Linked DNA regions of Homo sapiens: region 2 is linked to region 1. Evidence: chromatin contacts called from ENCODE Hi-C data. All regions are on one chromosome and are shown on one strand. Each heading gives the region's core, a stretch centred on a gene start or an enhancer-like site at or near the end of the contact. The rest is flanking DNA. Distances are from core to core; before and after follow the strand shown. Region 1 overlaps LOC105373133 (a long non-coding RNA gene). Region 2 has its middle 110 kb from the start of ASB9.

Region 1 (2,700 bases), core at 198-2,697:
ATGTATTATACACACAGGTATGTTATTTGTTTTTTATAACCTCATTCATCCATTTATCTATCCATCCATCCATCCATCTATTCATTCATTCATAAAGCATTTATTGAATGCCTGCCCACTTCTTGTCAGGTACTATGTGAATAGTGGAGGTATAACATTAGAATACAGTGTGATAGAGGGTCTGAGAAGGGCAAGTACAGGGTGCTCAAAATGGGTACCTAATCTAGTTGGGTGTGTTTTCTGTGGCAGAGAAGGGGAGGAGAAAGCAGGGAAAATTCCCCAAGGAGTTAATATAAAAGTTGAGACTTGCGGGACAATGTTGACCAGGCTGGTGGGAGTGGGGATAGAGCGTGGGAGGGAACACAGGACACAACATGGGCCAAGGCTGAGAGGTATAAGGAAGCGGAATTATTTGTAGTCAGTGTGGTCAATGCATTTGGACTTCTCAGAGCCACATTTCACACAGCAAGTGTAGGGGTAGTGTAGACGGCTCCAATTATGGGATGGTGCAAACAGCTGTAGTTTGCAAACTTTCAACCTATGCTTAGAAAAGGATCCTTTCTTAAGCAGGATCCTTTCTTCTTCCTCCAAATTGGGGGAATTGGGGGAGAGATCCCTGGAGCAAGTCCTGGCTTCTTTTGAATCCCTCTGAGAATTACTTTTTCGTCAGAGGTTACATATATAGTTATCAGCCCAGGATGCCCTAAACTCCACATTGGCCTGTGGCTTCATTCCTCACCTTGCACCTCTCTCCCCACTTTCCTTCTTCCAGCCAAGAGGGCATGGAGGCTGGAGATGGAGGCTGGAGACTGAGGCCGTGTTTGGGGGTATACTTTCCTCTTCAAGGCTGGCTGACTTTAATCCGACTGCTCCTGGGTTAAGATTCTGGGAGGTGCTTCTCTTTCTTCCCTTTCCCTCCCTCTCCTCTCAGCCTCCCACTGCCCCGTCCTGATCCTGCCCTGGGCCCAACCTGTTCTAGGAGTCTCAAAGACATGCCCTGTTTCTCCAGAGCTCATGCAGAGGCTGCTGAGGCCAGAAATCTCTCAGATTCCTTTTGCTCCAGCCTCTGGTTTTTTAACGAGCAATTGCCTGGGAGGAACTCTGAGGGAGGCTTTCTGCTGAAGAAGGGAAGTGCTTTCAGTTTCGGCGTTTTCATCTGGAGTTCAGCAGGGCCTCCCGCAGCCTTTCCAACCAGACCAGGCACATGCAGAGTGGGGAGATGGCGTCACCCAGAACACCTCTAATTTTCCTTATCCAAATGATTTCTGTGACTCAGAAATCGTTGGCTGATGCAAAGCCAGGGAGCTGGGAGCTCCTTTCAAACTGGTGGAAAGACTTTCGATGCATGGGAATTGGCTTTCCTGGGCACCAAGTCTCTGGGGCCCCAGTTTGTTTTCACAGCTGCCTTCTGGTGGAGGGGAGAATGTATTAATATCATGATTACTTGCTCCCTGCCAGCAAGCACTGCCTGGCAGGTTGTAGGCCCCTGAATGTTTTGGTAGAGAAGGGAAAATGCGGTCAAAGAAGCTCAGGGCCTGGGTGCTGTCATTATCCTCTTTCAGGATTTAGGTCAGTATACCACGATGCATTTAATGCATCTGTTTTTTTTTTTTTTTTTTAATTGAGACAGAGTCTTGCTCTGTCACCCAGGCTGGAGTGCAGTGGCGCAATCTCGGCTCACCACAATCTCCGTCTCCTGGGTTCAAACAATTCTCTGCCTCAGCCTCCCAGGTAGCTGGGATTACAGGTGCCCACCACCGGCTAATTTTTTTTTTTTTTTTTAAGTTGAGACGGGGTTTCACCATCTTGGCCAGACTTGTCTTGAACTCCTGACCTTGTGATCCACCCGCCTCAGCCTCCCAAAGTGCTGGGATTATAGGCATCAGCCACCGCACCTGGCCCACATCTATATTTTCAAGCAAAAATGATTTCCCCTTTCAGTTGGAGAATTTTCATTCTTAATAGTTACTGCCTATCTTTCTCAAAAATTCCTGTGTCAATTTTGGAAAACATTAATTTTTTGGATAATGGGGACAGCCTTACATTTAACAGTTGCTTGGCCTTTAATCACCAATGGAAGGGGGAGAAATTATAGAATTTTAAAAAATGGTTGTGTTGGAAGAAGATCTTTTAAGCAGTCAAAGCAGGTGGTAGCATGTGGCAAAGGGGTGGCACTGATGGGAGAAGCATTTATTTATTTACTTATTTTTGCCATTTTACAATGAATTTACTAATTTGGGTTAGTAGGTGACTCATAAAATAGCCCTGTATGTGTTGTATAAAATAGAAGTGAGATAATGTCCCTTTTCTACTTAAAAGCCTGCAATGATGATAGTAGCCCTATTCACAATAGCTAAAAGTGGAAACAACCCAAATGACCTTTAAATGGTGAATGAATAAACAAATTATGGCATATGCATACAACAGAATATTGCTCAGCCATAAAAAGAAATAAGGTACAAATGCATCTCCAAAATATGATGCTAAGTGAAACTAGTCAGTCGCAAAAGTCACATATTATATGATTCCATTTATATGAAGTGTCCAGAAGAGGGAAATCCATAGAGACAGAAAGCAAACTGTGGTTGGCAGGGGCCACGGGGAGGGGATGATGGGGAATGACTGCCAATGGGTATGGGAATATCCCTTTGAGGTGATGAAAATGTTCTAGAACTAAATAGAGGTGTCGGTTGCACAACG
Region 2 (2,700 bases), core at 127-2,626, 2.1 Mb after region 1:
ACTTTGATAAAGTAACTTGCCATGTTGGAAAAGCCCAGTTTAAGGAACCGAGGGAAGCCTCAGGCCAACAGCCAACAGGGAACTGATGCCTCAGTCCAGCCGCCCTTGAAGAACTGAATCCTGATGACAACCACGTGAGTGAGCTTGGATGCAGATCCTTTTCTACTTGAGCTTCAGGTAAGAAAAAATCATAGCCTTGATTGGCACCTTAATTACAGGGTTGTAAGAGTCCCCAAACCAGAGGACCCATATACCTAAGCTATGCCTAAATTCATGATCGCATAAACCATGTGTTATTTCAAGCTGCTAAGTTTTGGGGTAAGGTGTTATGCAGCAGTAGATAAGGAATACAGGCTGGGATGGAGGCCACAGATGTTTGTGCATTCTGTTTCAGATGGACACTAACACTCAATCATAAATCTTACTGCAAAAAAAGGATAGTTAAAAGATGGCAGGCTATTAAGAAAAAAATACCCAGGAGTGTAAAGAGATACAGTGACAAACAGATAGACTTTGGAAAGTCAGGGAAACCTAATTTCAAATTCTGGTTGTCAAGCACAAGGTAAGGCCAAGGCCTGGCATATTTGACCAGTAAAGAAACATGAATCCTTTTTAGATTCAGGCAATTTATTACATAGACACTGAAAGGAACAATAGCCAAAGATGTCAGCTCCCCATGGCCTCTACTGAGAGAAACAGTGAAATAAAAGGGATTCAATGACTGCAACACGAATGATTGGACATTTTCATGTCTATAGACAAGAATCCTTTTGCATTGCTGTCAGTTATCTACAAGTGAGAGTCGTAACTGAACTCCCACAGAATCAAAATTGATAAAGGCATGTGGGTTACCACTGAAGTACAAATTTTTCCTTGCATCACTATGCCAAGTGCTATGAGGATATTAACTCATTCAAAATTCTCAACAATCATGTAAGAATGGTAATATTATTATCAGCATTTTTAAAAGAAGAAACCTAAGCCACCCAGAAATTAAACAGCCAATCAAAGTCACACAAAGTGAGTGGCAGAGCCAGGCTTTAAACTGGGTCTATTATCTTAGTCACCATGCTCTTCTGCCTTTCCGTGGTAAGCCAATTAACTTGATTGGACAAAGGTCCTAAGAAAGGAACTATTGAAAAAGGGAAGCTCCCAACTATTAAGGTTAAGAGCTCTAGAGAACTGAGAAGGGATGAAATTCAGATGCTTACATTGTTCTTCATCTTCCAGAAGCTGCTAGGCTTGTTGTCCTCTATGAGGCAGAAAAGAAACTAAAAGCAAAACAAAATAAAACTTGTTTAAGGGGCAGCGTTTTATTCCCTGTGTAGACAAGAAAACCGAGATACACAACAGGTGCTGTTCCCTACATGCCGGCAAGTTGTGAACAGCCCAACAAACTTCTAAGAAGAACCTTTGTCATGTGGTAGTCACATTTCCTCTTAGGACAACCAAGGGGGCTTCCTCAGTGGCAGGTACTTATGAGCTTCTGTTGCTGCCCTTAAGGCTCATTTACTTTCAATCTTAGAGACAGGAAACACTGGAAACCTCAACTTAGCACAGATACACCTTCTCTCCCTAAAGAGTGCTTCTCAGTAGGGACCAGGGGACATTTGGCAATGTCTGGGGATTTTCGGTTGTCACAACTGGAAGGGGGCATGCTACTGGCATTTAACGGGTTGAAGCCAGGGATGTTGCTAAACATCCTACAGTGCACAGGACAGCTCCCATCACAACAAAGGATGGTTAGGAAACCCTGCCCTGTAGGCAGCAGTGTCCTGAATCACTGACTCAGACACCACTCAGAACGTCTCCAGGGAAAGAAGTACATAGGGGAGGAGGGGACAGGTTGATGAGTAAAAGCAAGCATCACCGGCATCATCCTTTAGTGAAATGAGTTCTTCAAAACAGTCAAGATGAATCAATGGAGTCCTGAATTAGTTTCTATCTTAAATTATTGAATTTACATATCTCCTAGAAAAATCAGGCATCTGGCTCATGGCTGGAGCCAGTAACTGAGAATCATGCCATACAATTTAGAGTCTAAGCAACCTTTCTTCCCATGCCTGCAACATTCTCAATCAACAAATAGGATCATCAGACACTTTGCAAAATATCCAGACATCCATTTTTCTGGTTTCCAAATAGACACAGAAATATGGAAACCCTGAACTGCTTCACTATTCAGCAGCAAAATTGATTTACTGAGAGCCCACAAGCATAACCACTTTAACTTAACAGGTGCATTAGTATAATTTGAACGGCATAATAGCAAAGCCAAAAAAGCCATTCAGTCATTGACAGATACAAACAATCCCAAGAAATTAAGGAATAACAGCCTCCCCAGAATAAAACTCAAACATACATTTAAGAAATAAAATAGGCCGGGCGCGGTGGCTCACGCCTGTAATCCCAGCACTTTGGGAGGCTAAGGCGGACGGATCACGAGGTCAGGAGATCGAGACCATCCTGGCTAACAATGTGAAACCCCGTCTCTCTACTAAAAACACAAAAATTAGCCGGGCGTGGTGGTGGGCGCCTGTAGTCCCAGTTACTCGGGAGGCTGAGGCAGGAGAATGGCGTGAACCCGGGAGGTGGAGCTTGCAGTGAGCCTAGATTGTGCCACTGCACTCCAGCCTGGGCAACAGAGCGAGACTCTGTCCCAAAAAATAAAATAAAATAAAATAAAATAAAATAAAATAA

Evidence for each region. Hi-C counts contacts between places; a loop is a spot of excess contacts on that map. Pooled maps may share reads with other maps.
Region 2: a loop to region 1 is called in a map with no recorded cell type, with 5 times the contacts of the local background. The contact joins two enhancer-like sites. A Hi-C loop is called at or near these places in 2 of 37 single-sample maps with no recorded cell type and 1 of 50 pooled maps.

Annotation. Positions count from the first base shown.
Region 1 is chrX:13,077,989-13,080,688 of GRCh38, forward strand. The region is part of intron 2 of LOC105373133 (a long non-coding RNA gene); the gene reads left to right. Among named protein-coding and RNA genes, the nearest start is that of FAM9C, 35 kb to the left of the region's middle. Within about 2 kb of position 1,448, at least 21 of the 41 ENCODE cell types and tissues checked have a DNase peak (open chromatin) inside an H3K27ac peak, as active enhancers do.
Region 2 is chrX:15,157,500-15,160,199 of GRCh38, forward strand. No RefSeq gene overlaps it. Among named protein-coding and RNA genes, the nearest start is that of ASB9, 110 kb to the right of the region's middle. Within about 2 kb of position 1,377, at least 4 of the 41 ENCODE cell types and tissues checked have a DNase peak (open chromatin) inside an H3K27ac peak, as active enhancers do.